Linked DNA regions of Homo sapiens: region 2 is linked to region 1. Evidence: chromatin loops called from intact Hi-C (ENCODE). Cell type or tissue: B cell. All regions are shown on one strand. Links, peaks and the distances in the headings refer to the core of each region. The heading gives the core; the rest is flanking DNA.

Evidence for each region. Hi-C counts contacts between places; a loop is a spot of excess contacts. Peaks named below come from ENCODE experiments on the same cell type or tissue, not always from the same donor. Only the 100,000 strongest peaks of a DNase experiment are listed, where the experiment ranks them.
Region 2: it touches region 1 in a loop (2.5-fold over the local background); 1 of 110 quality-filtered maps calls a loop at or near these places.

Annotation. Positions count from the first base shown.
Region 1 is chr3:133,444,041-133,454,510 of GRCh38, forward strand. BFSP2 (beaded filament structural protein 2) reads left to right here. Exons shown (of 7, transcript NM_003571.4): 2 at 3,277-3,359; 3 at 4,449-4,605; 4 at 6,263-6,424. The region is part of intron 2 of BFSP2-AS1 (BFSP2 antisense RNA 1); the gene reads right to left. Among named protein-coding and RNA genes, the nearest start is that of BFSP2-AS1, 42 kb to the right of the region's middle. In B cell, for the core only: no CTCF peak of the experiment used is centred there; DNase peaks (open chromatin) are centred at 3,901 and 4,581; H3K4me3 peaks cover 870 bases; H3K27ac peaks cover 1,073 bases; H3K27me3 peaks cover 367 bases.
Region 2 is chr3:133,615,133-133,625,602 of GRCh38, forward strand. TOPBP1 (DNA topoisomerase II binding protein 1) reads right to left here. Exons shown (of 28, transcript NM_007027.4): 17 at 8,920-9,043; 18 at 8,179-8,325; 19 at 7,959-8,061; 20 at 5,023-5,215; 21 at 3,081-3,301; 22 at 2,028-2,194; 23 at 1,682-1,793. Among named protein-coding and RNA genes, the nearest start is that of TOPBP1, 42 kb to the right of the region's middle. RefSeq lists an enhancer at 5,452-5,541. In B cell, for the core only: no CTCF peak of the experiment used is centred there; a DNase peak (open chromatin) is centred at 5,139; H3K27ac peaks cover 1,523 bases.

The DNA of each region.
Region 1 (10,470 bases), core at 2,297-7,296:
TACAAATGACTAGGACTTTTCAGATGACTATGGACAGGAAAAACAAAGGAAAAAAATATATATGTATATATATACATATATATATATCAAGCCACTAGATGGAAGTCTTCATTCAACTGCCTGTGCACTTCAGAAAAGTAAAGCAGGATCAGTGCCAGACTGCACAAACCCATCAAATTCATTCGACATTCATTGAACAACTGCTTTGTACAAAGACAAATAACAATGATGATAATGGCTACCGTTCATGCAATATTTACTCTGTGCCAGGCAATCTGCTGAGTCACACATACGCTGAGTCTCACACACCTTGGCTCATTTAATTCTCCCAGGAGGAAGGGAGTATTATTATCTTCATTTTATGGGGGAGGAAACCAAATCTTAGAATTACTTACTCTAAGCAACTGACCCATGCTTGTGAATGGAGGAGCCAGTTTCCAGAATAAGAAAACACTGTCGTTGTCTACAAAGTATTTATACTAAATGTGGTAAGAGAGGGATAATGTGCCACAGGGGTGGGCTGTGACTCAGATGCAGGAACCAGCCAATGAGGGAGGAAGAGAATCAGCAAAGGCCCCACCATGCTCTCTACAGCTCAGGATGAAACGGAGCGGTCACCCCTAATTGTTTTCCCTCACTCTCCCCATAACTACTGCACCACAAAGAACCGACTGTTCTATCCCCCAAATGCATCTTAAACTAGTCCACATTTTTCCACCTACCCTATGATCACATCGTTCGTCCAGGCCACCATCATTAATAAAATGGGCTCCCTGGACCACCGCAAGAGCCTCCCGACTGGTTCTTTGGCATCTTCTCCTGCCTCCTCCAATCCTCTCTTCCCACAGTAGTCAGAGGGTCCACTTAGTGCACAGATCACCTCTGTAACCTGCTCAAGCCCTTTCAAAGGCTTCCCAGTAAATCTCAACTCCTTTCCATTGTGCCCAAGGCCTTCCCTCTATGGTCTGGTCTTGTCTACCTTTTTAACCTCATCTCCTACAGTAGCGGCTGGTTTCTCAACAAACAGGACAGAGCCTGGCATAAACAGTAATTATGTGCTGAAGAAATTAAGGCAAGAATGAATGAGTGAATAAATAGAAAAGTTTCATGGGGAAGCCGTGTTTGAAATGAGCATTATACTGGAGCAGGCTTTCTCAGACTGAGGGCTGGGAGTGGGGAGGTAGTGAAACAAGTTGCTCTCAATGGAGGCAGCAGGTGCAAAGGCACAGAGGGATTCCAGGTGCAGCAGGGAGGCAGCTAGAGCAGGCCTGGGGGCAGGGCCATGTGAAACCGGGGTTCTCAAGGTTGAGTATGCATCATAAGCCCCTGGAAAGCTTGCTGAGACACAAATTGTTGGGACCCACCTGCAGAGATTCTGATAGGTCCATCTGAAACAGGAGCTGAAAAGTGCATTTCTCACAAGTTCCCAGGTGATGCTGCTGCCACTGGTCCAGGGCCCACACTTTGAGAACCACTAGTGCAAAGTACAGTCAGTCCTTCACATCCATGGGTTCCACATCCATGGATTCAACCAACTGTAGATCAAAATATTTTTTAAAAAATAGATGATTGCGTTTATACTGAACATGTGGGCTTTTTTCTTGTCATTATTTTCTAAATAACACAATAAATAACAACTATGTACATAGCATTTCCATTGTATTGGGTATCATAAGTAATCTTGAGATGATTTAAAGTATATGGAAGGATGTGTGTGTAGGTTATATGCAAATACTACATCATTTTATATAAGAGACTTGAGCATCCGTGGGGGACTGGAACCAAGACCCCATAGATACCAAAGGACAACTGTACATAGGTTTTCTATAAGCTTTAATTTTGGAGGGTAGGAATTGTTACCTTAAAAGAAGGATATAAATCACTATTTTAAGCCAATATTAGTCCTTTGATACTTAAATGTGAATGAGTTGCAAGTTCTTTATCAACCAGAAGGAGAACTCCAGGCACCAGAGGTGAGAGACAGGAGTGATTAAGAACTGGGAAAGGGAGACACCCTAGTCTGCCTGCTCCCCAGTGTGCCCCAGGCCAAGCTGGAACAGAAATGATTAGCTTTGCTAGTGGGGAATTCAATGAAAATGGCAGGGTTTGGTGGCTTACACCTGTAACCCCAGGACTCTGGGAGGCCAAGATGGGTGGATAATTTGAGGTCAGGAGTTCGAGACCAGCCTGGCCAACATGGTGAAACCCCATCTCTATTAAAAATACAAAAATTAGCTGGGCGCAGTGGCACATGCCTGTAATCCCAGCTACTCAGGAGGCTGAGGCACGAGAATATCTTGAATCTGGGAGGCAGAGGTTGCAGTGAGCAGATATTGTGCCACTGCACTCCAGCCTGGGCAACAAAGCAAGACTCTGTCTCAAAGAAAAAACAAAAAAAGTAATTCAATGAAATGAAACAAAATAAGACAGCCACACTGGAGCAAGGGGAAAGCAGTTATTTTCTTCTCCCATAGCTGGGATTTGGCTCCACCCTGCAGGCTCCCCCTATCAGAGCCTTCAGCTCACCATTTATATATATATATATATATATATATATATATATATATATATATATATATATATATATATATATATATATAAAGGAGTTTCTTGGGTTGAAGGGAGGACACCCCTCATTCCCTACCTGTGGGAGATCCTGAGAGGCTTGGGGATTCAAGTTTGAAAAACCACTCCTCAAGGCTCCATGAAACCCCTAAACTATATCCACAATGTTTATGTTCACGTGTATGTTTTGGGGGAGACGAAACTCTAGAGCCACGCTGCCCAATACGGTAGCCACGGGTGGCCACCATGCTGGACAGTGCAGACAGAGCATTTCCACCGTCACAGGAAGCTCTCTCAGCACTCATCTAGAGCTTTCACCAGCCTTCCAAAGGCATCCATGACCAGAAATTTTAAGAGCTGCTAGGCAAAGCCAGTGAAACTTCATCTAAGGAGCCGGACTCTGCCCTGGAGAGATGAAAGCTTGTCACTGTGACAGAGGCTATGAACAAGTCTGCCTTTGAATAGTCTTTTTGTGCCAAAAATCCCACTCTAAAAACTCTTAGAAGATATCCAGATTTTATGCCTTATTATTTATATCCCCCCACCCTGACCATTGTCCAAAGAGAGGGACATCTTAATTCCACAAATATTTGCTGTAAGAAAGGTTCTCTGAGGTCCCCCAGAGCCTCTGTGCCTAACACAAGTCATGGTGGTAAGTGATCTTGACGCTCCCAGTGACCTTGTCTCCTTTGGTGTGTGTGATCGCTCTAGGTGGGTGAGGCAGTCTTGGAAAATGCCCGGCTCATGCTGCAGACAGAAACTATCCAGGCCGGAGCAGATGACTTTAAAGAGAGGTAATGTCTTACAGCAGAGGCGACAGTCCCTCCACATCCCTAGACTCCTAGGCAAGTGTGGATAATGCTGTTCTGGAGCCTGCATCATCCACCTTCTACCTCAGGGGAAGCTGGCAGGATAACAGAGCCATGATTATCCAGCTCACACCCCTCCTTGTAAACATAAAGTAGGCCCCAAGGGCTCAAAGATTTTGCCCACTGTCAGTTGGTTTAGAGCAGGGTTCTCAAACTCTGGAATGCTCAGAATCACCCAGGGGCCATATAGAAAACAGAGATTGCTGCGCCCCACCCTGTTGAATTTCTGACTCAATGGGTCTGGAGAAGGGCCCCAAATTTATATTCCTAACAAGTTCCCAGGGATGCTGATCCTGCTGGTCCTGGGACTCAAATACTTTGAGAACTACTAGCTTACAGTAATGATTCTCCAACCTGGGCATATCAGAATTACCTGGGCACTTAAAAATGTCAGTGCAGTGCACAAGCCATAGACTAATTAAATCAGAGTCCCCAGGGGTTGGGTCCAGGCTTCAGCAGTTTTAGAGCTCACCAGGTGACTTAATGTGCATCCAGGCTTGAGAACCGTGCTCAGCTACACCTCCCACTCAGTCCCTGAAGGCATCTGGGTTTGCAGCCACTCTCCTGGAGATGGACACTTTTAACATGGGTGCTTTGGAGACAGAAACCACATTTCTTATTTTGGGGTCCCCACCCTGGTGCTTAGCAGGTTGTCAGTAATGTTTGTTAAAGGATCCTTGGTTGAAAAGGAGGACAATCAGGATAGCGATGAAGATGCCGGATCCCCTAACCTGGATCTGAACTCCTGAGTTTTCCCTGGAGTTCTGTGTTGCAACACTCCCATGAGGCTGGTAGCCCGGGAAGCCAGGTTATCAGAAGTTGGCTGCAATTGCCTTCATTTTAATAAATCAATGTGTGACAACTGCACTAACAGTGCCCTCAAATCTATTGAAACAGTGACTTTTACCATTCATTGTCTAACTATCACATAATTGGCCTGTTGGTAACATTTATAATCTGATTCTTTTTCTTTTGGGCTACTCAGTTATGCTAATTAAGTTCCTTTATCTGCAGATATGAAAATGAGCAGCCATTTCGAAAGGCGGCAGAAGAGGAAATTAACTCTCTGTATAAAGTCATTGATGAGGCTAATTTGACTAAAATGGACCTGGAGAGTCAAATAGAAAGTCTGAAAGAAGAACTTGGCTCTCTATCAAGAAACTATGAAGAGGTAGGAGGGGGCTGGGGTTGCTGGGTTGGCCACAAGACCAGAAGTTCACATCTGTCTGCCTGTGCTTCATAACAAGGCCACAGTAGCTCATTTCTGACTCTCCACATTGCGTGCCCAGGACTGCAGGGAACATACCTGTAAAATACTTTCAGATCCTTGAAGTGGGTCAGGTTACCCCAGCAGTCTCAAACTCAAATAGCTTCAGGAACCAGTGTGGTACAGAAACAGGGGAAGGCAGCCAGTCTTGGCACTAGCAAATGAGGGAACTTGTGTTAAATTAGAGGGAGCAACCCCTCCTCAATGCATTCTATGTCAGGTTTTTTTTTCAACACTGTATTATACAAACAAAACAACTCTGAGGGTAGATCCAAGCTGTGGTTGACATCTACTCATTAACAAAACTGGGTCAGATTATTGAGTGACAGAACTGAAGAGGACCTCCAACAGTTATGGGGTCTAGTTCCCTGCGAGACTTCAGCAATTCTAAACCACCTCACACATATTACTGTCTGATCCAAGATTTAGGCTGCTTCAAGTTGAAAGAGTCAAAACCCACTTAACGATGCTCACATTGGGAAGTTCTTTCTTGAGACCAACTTAAGCTAACCAGCAACTGTAAGCCCATTTCTTCTTGTTCTTAGCTCAGTGATTTAAGACTACTCTCCAACAGTAACCATTTAGAGATGCCAAAGTTATCTTTTAAGTCTCTTTCATCCTTGTCTGGCTTTATGCATAAATGCCCTGTGCTGTTGTTGCTTACTTTGTTTTTGTTTTTGTTTTTGTTTTATTTTACTTTAAGTTTTAGGGTACATGTGCACAATGTGCAGGTTAGTTACATATGTATACATGTGGTTTTTTGTTTGTTTGTTTGTTTGTTTGTTTGTTTGTTTTATTTTGATTTCTGCTTTGGGCCTGGGCTTGTGGAGACCAACCTAAGAAATGCATCCTTGGTGCTAGGCATGGTGGTTCAAGCCTGTAATCCCAGCACTTTGAGAGGCCAAGGCAGGGGATCACTTGAGCCCAGGAGTTCAAGACCAGCCTGGGCAACATGGTGAAACCCTGTCTCCACTAAAAATACAAAAATTAGCTGGGCATGGTGGTGTGTGCCGTGCCTGTGCCTGTAGTCTCAGCTACTCAGGAGACTGAGGTGGGAGGACTGTTTGAGCCCAAGAGATGGAGGCTGCAATGAGCTGAGATCATGTCACTGCACTCCAGCCTGGGTGACAGAGTGAGACCCTGTCAAAAAAAAGAAGGAAGGAAGGAAGGAGAGAGAGAGAGGAAGACAGACGGAAAGAAAGAGAGAAAGAGAGAGAGAAAGAGAAAGAAGGAAAGAAGGAAAGGAAGGAAGGAAGGAAGGAAGGAAGGAAGGAAGGAGGGAGGGAGGGGGAGGGAAGGAGGGAGGAAGAAAGAAAGAGAGAGAAGGAAAGGAAGGAAGGAAGGAAGGGAGGGAGAGAGGGAGAAATGCATCCTTGGGAAAAGAGAAATTACACTTACGCTGGGAAGAAGGTCAGGGACTTTCCCAGTCTCTGTGAAGCCTGTGTCTGGCAGTTGTGGAATGAGAAAAGAATTGCCCACAGAGCTGGTTTTCTGCTGGCTAGAATTCTATGCCATTTATTTCCCCCCGTAACTCATCTAAGATGTATATTGTTGTTTTCAGGATGTGAAGCTGCTGCACAAACAGTTGGCAGGGTGTGAGCTGGAACAAATGGATGCTCCCATTGGCACTGGTCTGGACGACATCCTTGAGACGATCAGAATTCAGTGGGAGAGAGATGTTGAAAAGAACCGGGTGGAGGCAGGAGCCCTGCTCCAAGCTAAGGTGAGAGGCAGGACCAGCATCCTCCACTCTGCCCTATGCAGAAGGAGGCCACGCTGAGCTGCAAACTAGTCAATGTGCAGACGAAGAAATAACAACGGTTTAGTAACAAGTTCAACCTCATTAGAAACAGAAGAAATGAAAATTAAAATAATAGCTTTTTGTTTACCTATCTAAAAGTAGAAAATGTTTAAAATGGTAAAAATGCTGGCAAGTATGTGGAGAAGTAGGTTCTCTACTGTATTACTGAAGAGCATAAACTAGTGCACTGCCTTTGAATAAGAAATTTAGTAATATGCACCAAGAGTGTTAAAATGCCCCTAGCTACCAACTGAATAATCTGAATACAATCCTGAAAGAATAATTGAGGCCGGGCGTGGTAGCTCACGCCTGTAATCCCAGCACTTTGGGAGGCCAAGGCGGGCGGATCATGAGGTCAGGAGATCGATACCATCCTGGCTAACAGGGTGAAACACTGTCTCTACTAAAAATACAAAAAATTAGCCGGACGCATTGGCAGGTGCCTGTAGTCCCCGCTACTCGGGAGGCTGAGGCAGGAGAATGGTGTGAACCTGGGAGGCGGAGCTTGTAGTGAGCCAAGATTGGGCCACTGCACTCCAGCCTGGGCAACAGAGCAAGACTCTGTCTCAAAAAAAAAAAAAAAAAAAGAATATTTGAAAAAATAAATCATCTGTGTCCAAATATACTCACTGAAGCATTATAAGAGTGAAAAAAACATACACATTTACTAGTAGAAGAAAATCTAAGCCACAACCTACCTATGTGCAGTAAAATATCAGGCAGTTATTAGAATTAATGTTTATGAAGCATTTATAAAATAGGAATGTGTTCATAATATGAGGTAAAATGAGGAGAAAATGAGAGTACAGAATGGTATATGCCAGAAGCCAAAAAATATTCTCTGTAAAGGACCAAACAGTAAATATTTCAGGCTTCTTGGGCCAGATGGCCTCTGTTGTAACTCCTCAGCGCTGCCACTGCAGTGTAAAAGCAGCTGTAGCCAATAGGTAGCTAATGAGCATAGCTGTGTTCCAATAAAACTTTATTTACAAAAATAAGCGGTGAGATGGATTTGGCCTGTGGACTGCAGTTTGCCACTTCCTGGTATATACAGTAGGGTAAAGCATTCAAACAAAGAAACTAGGCATTGAGAAAAAATTTTAGAAAGAAAAGACTAAAATGGGATTAGCAGTCGTTGCCTTTGAGTGATGGATCAGTCTGACACTTTGAGATGTTTTTTCTTTTTTGTTTTTGAGTATTTCTCAAGTTTTTGTTAAATAGTATACATTATATTCATGGAAGAAAAACAACTTTTATTAAACCTCATAAATAATACAGGAATTAACCAGAAAATAGGATGCATAGGGTTTGTTCTTCCCTTCTCCATCTCCCACCCATTTCTGACTTTGTAATCTTGAGACAGAGGATGAAAAGTGACAAGGAAGGAAAATGTGGAAAAGTAGAGAAAATAAGGTAGATGTCTGAGTTAAGGCAAAAGGCTGTTTCTGAGCTCTTGATTACTATTTAGTGGTTCTTGATCCTGGCTACGCAGCAGAATTATTTCAGAGCATTTTCAAAAATCGCCATCCCAGACCAACCAAATCAGACAGAGGAGAGGGACTTTGTGATTTTTAAAGCTCTCTGGATGATTCTAATATGCAGCCAGATTTGAGAACCATAAGAATTATAAAAAGCTATGAAAAGAAAAATAGGAGAGGCTTTTCTGTCCTTTCTCCCACCATACTCCCTCTATCCCCCAAGTATCAACAAGAACCTTCCCAGCAGGGTCTTCATCAATTCTGGATTCCCAAAATGTTCTCCAGCCTAGAAAACATCCTTTCACTCACCCATTTCTCCAACCCCTACCCCGTTTCAATAGCTTCCTTTCTTTCTAACCACCAATCATTGAGCCAGGTCACTACAAACACTTTTTTATGGCAAATAGAGCCTAGTTATTCAAAAAATGACTTCCCCTCGCCCCACCCAACCTGATGAGAAGTGGAGCAACACAGAGGTAAAGTGAAGCCATAGATTTGAGTTTGGTCCATTGCCTTTTTTAACAGACTCATGACAGATAACAGATAATTAATGGTCCTAGAGACCATCTGATCCCATTCCCTAATTTTAGGTGTGAGGAAACTGAGACCCAGAGAGTGCAGGTGACTTCCCACGATCACACAGCTGGTTGAGAGCTCCATAGTTCAACTCTCCTGTTCTTGGTCCAGAGACCTTTTCTCTGCATTGGGCTGCATCGTTTCTCCCCTGGCTCTGCTTCTAAAGCTAAACCTCAGAGGCCCAGCAGTTTGCAAACTTTGCTTCTGTCCCAGCCCTCCTGCGGTGTGCACCACACTGTGGTAACTGTTTCTTTGGGAAAGGACAGACTATTATAATTATCAGAAATAAATCCTTCATAGTATGAAAAAGAAAAAAAAAAGGTCATTATTATCTCCTCCTCACCCCTTGGAGAATCATCACTAGCCCAACAGTAACTCAAACATTAATTCTGAACAGATTCATTAGTGTTTTTTTAATAGAGTAATCTGAAAGCTACATCTCAGAGAAAACAGACAGTATTTGTTTTAGCTTGGCCAATGCTGCCTGGGCCTCTTGCAGAAAGGCAGAGCTCAGAAAATATTTGCAGAATGAGTGAATTCCTCTGATCATCAACAGAGATCTGAACTGACAGCCAGAATTCCTCCAATAAATAGTTTTGTCAGTTGCAGTTGTGCCCTCAGGGGCTGACATTTGCCCATCCTGAGCATCTCTTGTCGGTTTCTTGGCGGCATAGCATAAATGTGAAATGGCTTAGCACACACAGCTTTCAAAAGCTTTTGTAAAGAAAATGCAAGCATGCATTTAATTACCTTTCGGACCACAGAGGCTGAAAATTAATTAACATGATTAATTTATATCTTAGTTTAGGTTCCTTCAGAAGCAGATCCTGAAACAAATATTGGAGTTAAGGTAGTTTACCTGGAAGTTGGGGAGTTAAAAACCAACAAAATACCAGTAGAGGAGAAGCAAAGAAGGGAACCAACAAAGAATGCCTAATCAAACCAGTTACCACTGTGGGAGACTGACGTGTAAACCAAGAAGAATTGTGAGAAACGGTATAGACTACAGGAGAGGGGAAAGGCAAGGGAGCTGAGATGTTAATACCATCTCCCAACAGTTTTCTGCCATCTGCTATCAGAGTGGCCTTCCAAAGGCTTCAGAGAAACTCTCAGGCAAAAAGATGCAGAATCTGGCAGGGGGAACAGGAGAGCACTAAACTGCGAAAGCCTAAGGGATAAAGGTGGTACCATCAGCATCTGCTAGAACTTATCTGCCAATTCTGTTTATTTTTTCAGTCATTAAAAGCTTAATAAAATAGAGACATAAAAAAATTTATTAAGAGGTTCTGGCTAAGGTCAGTGCAGTATTCATATTCTTTCCAGCTATGGTGTTACGAATGTCAGGAACCTCATGGTCCAGTTTTTGAAGCTTCTGAAGTTGTATGATTCAGTGATGACAGGATCAGATTGGTCCAGAGAATTTCTGGAGGGTCTTAAAGTCTAGTTCTTCCTTGTCTATTTGTTGTGGTTACCTAATGCAGGGTACTCAGGGATGCTTCAGGAACCTCAGACAACATGCCACACCACACTCTAGACCTCCTAGTTAGTCAAGTAAAACAAAACAACTTTTTTTTTAAGTTGGGCACTGTGGCATGTGCCTGTAGTCCTAGCTATTCAGGAGGCTGAGGCAGGAGGATTGCTTGAGGCCAAGAGTTCAAAGGAGAAGTACACTATGATCATGCCTATGGATAGCCACTCTACTCCAGCCTGGGCAACATGGTGAGACCCCATCTCTTTTTTAAAAAATCCTTTTTGTCCCCTATGCTCTTACAAAATGCTTCTGACACCAAATATGTAGGTTTGTTCCACACCAAGCAGATCTCCAAACACCAACTGAGTGTCCTATAATTCAATTCAATCCTGACACTACCTGCCTGAAGTAGTATCAGATCCCACAGGTTAAGGGCTCAGTCC
Region 2 (10,470 bases), core at 3,149-8,148, 170 kb after region 1:
ATAACATTTAATCTTTTCCTGATACTTCAGGGCCACTATTAAGAACCATTATTTTGGCCAGGTGCGGTGGCTCATGCCTGTAATCCCAGCACTTTGGGAGGCCAAGGTAGGTGGATCATCTGAGGTCAGCAGTTCGAGACCAGCCTGGCCAACATGGTGAAACCCTGTCTTTACTAAAAATACAAAAATACAAAATTAGCCAGGCGTGGTGGCGCACACCTGTAATCCCAGTTACTTGGGAAGCTGAGGCAGAAGAATTGCTTGAGCCCAGGAGGCAGAGGTTGCAGTGAGCTGAGATTGTGCCATGGCACTCAAGCCTGGGAGACAGAGCAAGACTCTGTCTCAAAACAAAAACAAAAAAACCCCACCAATATTTCTTAATGTTTTCTCTTTCCATGCTGAGCTGCCAGATTAACTTCTCTTACTATAGTTTTCCTAACTCTATAGAGCTTTGTTCAACAGAGTAGCCACTAGACATCTGTGGCTATCAAACACCTGAAGCACAGTTAGTCCAAATTGAGATGTGCTGTAAGTTAAATAAACACTAGATTTTTACTTTATATAAAAAAAAACTCACTGATATTTTATCTGATCACATATTGAATGATAAATATATGTTTAAAGTTCATTTCACTTGTTTCATTTTACTTTTTATTTTTGAGATGGGGTCTCACTATGTTGCCAGGCTGGTCTTGAATTCCTAGGCTCAAGCAATCCTCCTACCTCAGCCCCCCAAAGTCTGGGATTACAGGTGTGAGCCAATGCACCCAGCCTCTTTTTAGTTTTTAAAATGCAGCTACTAGAGAATTTAAAATGACCTATGTGGTTCACATTCTGTTTCTATTGGACAGTGCTGCTCTAGTATACCAGATTGCTCTTTTACTATGCTGCTTCTAGAATGATGTCAGGTGGAGAGCCTGACAACCAGTGGAATAAGAATAATGTTACATAAGAAGGAGCTCTCTTCCACACTGAATTCTTTCTTTTCCCTTTTTTTTTTTTTTTGAGACAGAGTCTTGCTTTGTCACCCAGCCTGGAGTACAGTGGCGCTATCTTGGCTCATTGCAACCTCCGCCTCCCAGGTTCAAGCGATTCTCTTGCCTCAGCCTCCTGAGTAACTAGGATCACAGGCATGTGCCTCTACGTCTCGCAAATTTTTTTGTATTTTTAGTAGAGACAGGGTTTCACCATGTTGGCCAGCCTAGTCTTAAACTCCTGACCCCAGGTGATCCGCCCACCTCAGCCTCCCAAAGTGCTGAGATTACAGGCACGAGCCACCGTGCCTGGCCTCCACACTGTTTCTAACTGGAAACAAACAAACAAAAAAACAAGAGGGAGCTCCTCTCTAGATATTATTAACCTTTCAAGTTCATTAAAATGTGGTTTTATTTATATAGTAAGTCTTTAAAGCTTCATTAGTGAATGAATAGTCAAACAGCACAGAAGATTCTTAAACCTCAACTGCTAGATTCCATTTGAATTTTAAATCCCATGATCTACTGACTTTAGAGCTTTTTAAAATCAAAGTTCCAATGCTGACTCAATGTATAGCCTTAGACAAGTTACCCATGTTCTTTTCCTCTACTTCTAGACTTTACAAATGATATTAATATTGACTACATTTGACTTCCAAATATGGTTATTATATGGGACATTTTGGATTTAAGTAAAATACTGGTACCTAGTTTCTCAATCAGATGACAATAGTCAATACGTTCTTGAGGATTCAGAGATGATAACTGAAATATGTACTGTTTTTTTAATTCTTCATGAGTCTCCTCTATCGTTATAATCTGGAATGAAAGTTTTACTTTAGAAAAAATTAACATTAAAAATGATCAGATACACAGTTCTTTTATAGTGGTATTTTACTCAGTCTTCTAAGTTATGAAATATACAAATAATGATACAATGCAAAAAATAGTTTTCAACATTTGATGAAGCCTTGATATTGACATCAACAAATTTCTAATACAGCCTAACAGCAGTATGCAAAAGCTGTATCACCATATTAAGGATCAACAAACCTTTTCTCTAGGGTGCGGAGCCACAGGGGGGTTGGCGAGTGGAAAGGCAATACTGGGGGCTTGAGGCGTAGGGATCAGGTGGCTGTCTTTTATGGGAGTTTCCAGTTCTTCAGAGATTGGGTGTTTGGGAGCTTCAGTCACACGTATGTTTCCAGGATCACAGACAGCTGAGGACAATAAAATGCTGCAGTGTGACAGGATCCAAATAAGACTAAAAACAAATTCTAGGAAATATTCTCATCTGTCTTAGTCAAGATGAAGTCAAGCACAAACTCTGGAATGTAAAAAGTACAGGCAAAAAAGTATCCTATCCCCAGAACTTATAAATAAATGCATCCCATCTGCATGTGACAATAATAACAATAAAGAAAAAATGCAATTTATTAGCATTAAACAGAGCAAGTGTGTTATCTGTGGGCTTCTCCCAACATTTTCCTTAAATACCAAGTTTTCATTGTTAAGTGTAACCCAAATTTGTAACATGAGAGCAATTCTACACTTGGAGAAAAGCAGAAGCAGAGATAAATCTATATATCTAATGGGAGGTCATCATGCAATGTGAAAAAGAAGAAAAGGAAGAAAAAAGATGAGAGATAGGAAAATTTTGTTTTTAAGGTAAAGCTCAAGGAAGAAAAAAAATAGGAGAATTCAGAAAGAAACTCATACAATCCAAAGAACAAATGTAGGTATGTGCTAGGCAGAATTCAAAAGACTTAAATGAAAATAAGATGATAGGAAGAAAAACCAAGCATTAACTCCACAAACACAAAAAGGGTTAGCTAGAATAAAAGAACAATGGTAGACACCATGTCTAGAAAAAAACGCCCAATTCTAAATTTCCAAATTTATGAAAATGTTTTTCAATTTACTGATGAAGTACCTCAATTTACAAATTATTTTTCTGGCTCAAGTTTAAACCAAAACCAGAAATATCTACGAAGTTTTTTTTGTTTGCACATTCAGATCAGAGAACTACAACATGCTCATCTGTTTATTTTTAAGAGGTCAACATGTACTTAATACAAACAAATGCAAAGATTTCTTTCTTGTTACCCTGTTTAGCAATTTCTGAATCATGTAAAGGCTTTTGAAAAGGAGAATCCTCCAAGTTTTGAATGTCAACCTGAAGCTCAGAGTATTGTGTGGGACAACTAGGCCACTGCAAATTGCTGGCAAGCCTTGCTCTCTCCTCCCTTGCTGTAGGGTCATCCCAAATGATCTGTTCATTTTGGGAAGGCTCTGTGTTGACATCAGGTACTGTCTGACGAGACTGCCTAAGGAATAGAAGTGACAGTTTAAATAAACAGCAATAACAAATCCAAACTCATTAAATCCATAAGTTAGACCATAAAAGTTGTGGCTCACCTTTATATGCCCACCATCTAGCACACAGTATGCATTAAAAATATTAAATAAATGAACCTAGGGACATTTTTTTTTTTTAAAAAGGTTTAAGGTTTCTTCCAGAAAAGTTATCTGTTTTAGCTAGGAACACATATTTTGACTACATGTCTACAGAACTAAAACTTCAAAGGAGAAATTCAACAGTGTCAAGAAATTTTTTAAAAATACTAAAGTAATTGGTACATTTAAAAATGTGATTTTCCTTAATTATACAGGTTAGGGAAACAGGGTAATGTTTCAAACACTATGGTTACTTTACTTAACAGTAGTTATATTTTTTAATTACTTGAAATTATAAGCACTATGATTACATGGGAGGCTTGCTGTAAAGGCTGCCTTATCAGAAGGGCCTTTTGGCTATTGGTAACCACTTTCCAGAGTCTACGGTGGAACAGCAATATGCTGAATTACAGGGAAGTGCATTTTATGGTGCGATTGTAATGATTCCACGTGACAGTAAATAGAAGTCCTATAATTTTCTTTATATTCACTCATTCATTCATTCTTAGTAAAAATAATTTACCATAAAACTTACACTGTGGAGAAGCAAAAAAAAAAAAAACAAAAAACAAAAAACAAAACAAAACACCAAAACCCATAAAACAATTTACCAAAGGAACCCCCAAATAGTTCCTTTGCTTCAAAAATAAAGAATATAGCCTTTTATTCTCACACTATATTTATTTACTCTGATTTGGTACAGGATTTAGGTTCTCTATAATGATAAAACATGATCTGAAGCATATTAAAAAGCTACTTTACTCAGTACTGAGATAATGAACTGCCTCATGTAATACAGTTAGCGTAAGATAAATGCTAGTTTATCTTATACTTAATTCAATTAGTCAACTGAAAATACAAGTCCCATAATTCTTATCACACAATTATAGATTTTTTTCTTCTATCACGAAAAAGATGAAGTTATGCAACTGAGCTTAAGTCACATCACACTAGAAACTGTAATCACCTTTTCTAGAAGATAAATTTTACAAGGAGAATACAAAATGCATGCAAAATCCCAACAAAAATAACTTTAAGATTTTACATATTGCATTAGAAAAAGACTCTGAAAAAATATATATGTACTTATTGTTTAATACAAATACTATTGAATACTAATACTAAAGAGCAGAGAGAACTGCCTACTGAATCCATTTCAAATGAGGCAAATTAGATCTTAAAATCATTTCTTTCTCAACGGAGGTAATAAAAAGTATCAATCATGCCTCACTGTGAAGCAGGTGCTGCTGTAAGACAAATCTCCATGTCTGCTCCACCTCCGAGTAAGAAATCTAGAACTGCTGGGAGCAAGAAATGGAAGGACAAGCTAGAACGAAAAATCTAGTCAGCAGAGAGCCAAAAGCAATAGATAATACTGGAATATAATATTTACTGTTTGGGCTAAATAAGGCCTAGGCATATAACCCCTTCACTAGTCTTGATATTTAAATTTCAGCTTTTACTGCATATTGGGGAAAAAAAGAAAAAAAAGCTAAATTAGGCCAAGCTCATGGAATTGAGTCAGCAGCAGGTACGTAAATCCTTTCTCTCAAGTCATCTAGTCTTTCTGCCATCAGTGACAGGTACACACCTCAGTGCCTCTAGGACTCTACTTCGTCCACTGCGAGCAGAGCGAGTGCTGTCAGGGGTTGAAGATGCGCTGTTACAACCACTTCTTGAAAGGGAAGTCCTCTGCCCTTGGGGTTTCACTATTGATGTTGCAGACATTATCTCCTGTAACTGCTTCTGAAAGTTCTCTCTCATCTCTAAGGTCTGTGTCAGAACTTGAAACAAACACAAATACACCATTCAAGGTAAGTTCCTCTTTTTTACCATATCTTACATTAACTATTTTGTTTAGACCTGGTTGAACACAAACTTATTGACTTGACATTTACTGAATATTAACTACAGGCTATAGTAATGTACTAAAACTATGAATACTGCAGAACATAAAAAGCAGCCCTTACCACAAGCACTGTATATGAAATAACTAGGAAGCCCTTCAAATACTTTTTTTTTTTTTTTTTTGGTGATAGTCTAGCACTGTCGCCCAGGCTGGACAGTGGTGCGACCTCGGCTCACTGCAACCTCCACCTCCCAGGTTCAAGCAATTCTCCCTGCCTCAGCCTCTCAAGTAGCTGGGATTACAGGTGCCCATCACCATGCCGGGCTAATTTTTGTATTTTTTAGTAGAGACGCGGTTTCGCCACGTTGGCTAGGCTGGTCTTGAACTCCTGACCTCAGGTGATCTGCCCACCTCAGCCTCCCAAAGTGCTAGGATTACAGGCATGAGCCACCGTGCCTGGCCCCCTTCAAAGACATTTCATCAAGACCTGTAGTGATTATCCCTCTGTAAAGCTCCCTGCCTGCTTCTGACTCTCATGGTATGTACTACACTCTGAGATGTCTTATAGTCATTTGTGTATGTGTCTGATTTTTCCCAAAGATTCTTTTAATTTTTTAGAGACAGAGTCTTGCTCTGTGGCCCAGGCTGGACTGCAGTGGTATGGTCATAGCTCATTATAACCTCTAACTCCTGGGCTCAAGTGATCCTCCAGCCTCAGCAACCTGAGTAGCTGGCACTACAGGTGTACATTACCACGCCCAGCTAATTTTTTAAATTTTTTGTAGAGACAAGGTCTCACTATGTTGCCCAGGCTGATCTGGAACCCCTAGCATCAAGCAATCCTCTTGCCTTTGCCTCCCAAAGCTCTGAGATTACAGGTGTGAGCCACCGTGCCCAGACTCCCCAAAGGCTCTTGAAAACACAGACCACAACATACATCCAGCCCTCCACATCCACCGGTTCTGCATGCATGGATTCAACCAAGTATGGATCAGAAATATTTTAAAGACATAAAAATGAAAAATATCACAATTAAAAGTACCAGTAAAAAAAATAAAATATAACTATTTACAAAACATTTACAGTGCATTAGGTATTATAAGTAATCCAGAGATGATTTAAAGTATACAGGAGGATGTGCATTGGTTAAATTCAAATCCTATGTCATTTTATACATAAGGAACTTAAGCATCTGTGGATTTTGGTACCTGAGGTAAGTCCTCGGAACCACTGCCACATGGATACCAAGGGACAAGACAACTGTATTTACCTTTGGTTTTCTTTAAAGCCTAAACTCTGGAGTAAGTATTAAATAAATGCATTTGGAATGAACAGAGTGAGACTAACCAAATAGGTAAGTCATAGGGAAAGCTTTGGTAGGTTAGAATGAGTAAGGAAAACAGAACATATTAAATCTATTAAAAGACATCCATGTATAAGGTTATTCACTGCAGTACTATTTATAAAAGCAAGAAAGTAGAAATAACCTAAATGCCTATTAAGAATGGATGCCTAAACAAAGTGGGACCATTCATAATGAATACAATACAGTTGCCCAAAAAGAAAGAAAAGGGAAGAAAGAAGGAAAGGGAAAGGAAGGGAAGAGGGAAAGGAGAGGAAGGGGGACAGGAAGGAAAGGGAGGGAAGGAAGGAAGAAAAGCAAGAAAGAAAAAGACTAAAGAAGCTCCTAGTTATCTACTGATATAAAACACTACCCAAGGTAACAAAAAGATCAGCGTATGAAATAGCATGTATAGTAGTCCACCATTTATGTTTTTTTTTTTTTTTTTTTTTGAGACAAGAGTTTTGCTCTTCTTGCCCAGGCTGGAGTGCAATGGCATGATCTCGGCTCACCGCAACCTCCGCCTCCCGAGTTCAAGCGATTCTCCTGCCTCAGCCTCCCGAGTAGCTGGAATTACAGGCATGCAACCACCATGCCCGGCTAATTTTTTGTATTTTTAGTAGAGACGGAGTTTCTCTATGTTGGCCAGGCTGATCTCAAACTCCTGACCTTGGGTGATCTGCCTGCCTCAGCCTCCCAAAGTGCTGGGATTACAGACACGAGCCACCATGCCCAGCCTATGTGTTTGTTTGTTTTTTTTTAATGGGGGAAAAACATATTTACGGCTATATATGCATAAAGCAGCTCTAGAAGGATACATAAGGAACTAATAACACTGGGGGGCTGGAGAATAAGGGTGGAAGAAACTCTTCATATGTCTTTTTGTATCTTTAAAACCATGTGGATATGTTAAAATATATTGTACATATAAGAAAACTTTTTGAAAATCACTCAAAAGAACTGGACCAAAGACTAGATTTTTAAAAAATCACCAACTTCACCTACCTTTAATGGAATAGGGCTGTATCACACTAACTCCATAAAAACCTAGTTTCATAAATTTCATAAGCTTTACACTTAAACTACATAAAACTTTGCAAATTATCACTTAATGATCAGCATGGGACCACAAATCAATCCTCTAATATATGCTTTGCTTGTATTTAGTAATTTAAACATATTTTACAGCTGGGTGCAGTGGCTCACAAGGCAGGAGGATCCTTTCAGCCCAGGAGTTTCAGACCAGTGTGGGCAAGATGACAAGACCCCATCTCCACAAAAAATTGAGACCTTGTCTCAAAAAAAATTTTTTTAATTAAAAAATAAAATATTTTACCTCCTTTAGAGTCATTCTTTCCACTTCCATTTGATGGTGCTGACTCTTTATTATTGGTGGCCATATTGTCTACATCATTTTCTTCTAAAATCAAAGGATCTGGCTATTGAAAAAGAAAAATTATAAATTCTCAAACCAAGCCACTGTATAAGGTTTCATAGCAATATATGATTATACCTTTAGCTTAAGAGGGGGTAAATGTATCATCCATATCTCCTACCTCATCATCCTTTGTTGAAGACACAGCTGAGAGTAGTCGACTATTACAGAGCCGGCCATCTTGCACTGCGCTGATATCCAAGCTCATTTTGGGATTATAAGTATGTGGATAAAGAGATTCAGGAAGATGTTTACACTCTTGGGCACACTGCAATACAATGGTGTGCTTTAAGACAGGACTGACAAAATCTTAATGAATAGATGATGTTAAGTAGGATAAGGACAAGCAATACATTATACTGTAATATGGCAAAAAGTTCACAAAACTGGTTTGAAAAGTAGTTTACACTGAAAAATTTGCATCATACAAATGACAGATTGTCCTCATGTTTTAAATGTCATATCCACTGAAGTATAAAATCTGAAACCATTCCTGTGCTTTTGCAAAGGTATCAATTACCCTCCAGAGAATACCCAGGAAAAAAAAGAAACACAGATCTAAACTCTATTGATATGTTAAATTTTCCCCAAATAATTATAAACTTTCCATTCATATCACATTTTTAATTAGTACAAGGAAATGGAGAATTAGAAAGAGTATCCATTAAAGATTTGTTAAGTATTTAAGGACTAAAGATGTTAAGTTTTTGATGCCAAAGATCTGAAATGTGTACAGTTAACCAAGACTATTAAACTGGCTTCTAGTTCCATTGAGAGTGAAAACTCTTGAGTTAGTGCTCTGAAATAATGTTTGTATACATTTTCAATTAACAGAGATGGGGGGGAAAAAAGCACTGCTTACATCTAAAAGCCAGTGCTCGGAAACAATGTGTACTCCTCTTTCTTTTACAGATTTATACTCCCGATTAGTGTCATTTGGCCGCCCTTGATAGATGAAATGAGTCACTGTTTCATCAAAACTCCACCTGAAATAACCAATACAAAAAAACAAATAACCAAGAGAAACATCCTCATTAGTTTAAGATGATTCTTATTTACTGTGAACAGAATATTCTGACCTTCCCAAAACTTTCGGACTAGAGTAAACAAGACCATTAAAATGACAGGCTCAAGCCAAGTGATACATGCCTATAGTCCCAGCTACCCAGGAGGCTGAGGCAGGAGGACACTTGAGGCCAGGAGTTTGAGGCTGTAGTGTGCTATGATCACCCCTGTGAACAGACACTGCACTTCAGCCCAGGCAACACAGCAAGACCCCGCCTCAAGAAAAAAACAGTTAAAAAAATGATGATAGGCTCTATCTTTTTGGACAAATTTTATGCATATATCTGTAGGTATATAAATACAGAGAGAGGTTTAGAAGAATATCCTTTAAAATATTACTTTCTTCTTTATGCTTTTCTGAATTGTTTCAATTTTCTTTTATAAAGAATATCACTTTTACAGTAACCATAAAGGTATTTCAAATTAATAAATTGCAAAGCATCCAACTTGCCCTCCAGTTGCTGGCAGTCACTATTCATTGTATGCCCCAAAACAGACTATATATATTTTACACATCATTATCTCATCCATTCCTCACAACAATCCTAACACTGGTATTATTACATTAATCTTAAAGATAAAAGAACTAAGGGACATGGTTCAGTACCCTGTTCAAGGATACTCAATGAGTAAATGATAGAGATAACTTTGACTTCAAAAGCCATGCTCTTAACTATTATATTATGCTATGATCTCCCAATTCTTCCTATTCAATATTCTCTCTTTTTTTGAGACAGAGTCTCACTCTGTCACCCAGGCTGGAATGCAGTGGCACAATCTTGGTTCACTGCAATCTCCACCTCCCGGGTTCAAGCAATTCTCCTATCTCAGCCTCCTGAGCAGCTGGGATTATAGGCGTACGCCACCACACCCAGCTAATTTTTGTATTTCTAGTAGAGATGGGTTTTCACCATATTGGGCAGTGGTCTCGAACTCCTGACTTCAAGTGATCCACCCGCCTTGCGCTCCCAAAGTGCTGGGATTACACGCATGAGCCACCGTGCCCGGCCGCTATTCAATATTCTCTTGACCTGGGAAACATCAAGTAAAAACCAAAGGGTAGGTAAAAATTATATTTCTAAATACAATCACCAAAATAAACAGAATTTTATCCTTAGGGACACTTAATATTTTCCATTTTCTAAGTAAGGAATATCTCTGAGCTTTTTAAATAGACAAATGAATTAAGAAGCTGGGTGCAGTGGCAGTGGCTCATGCCTGTAATTCCAGTACTTTGGGAGGCCAAGGCAGGTGGATCACCTGAGGTCGGGAGTTTCAGACCAGTCGACCAACATGGAGAAACCACATCTCTTCTAAAAATACAAAATTAGCCGGGTGTGGTGGCGCA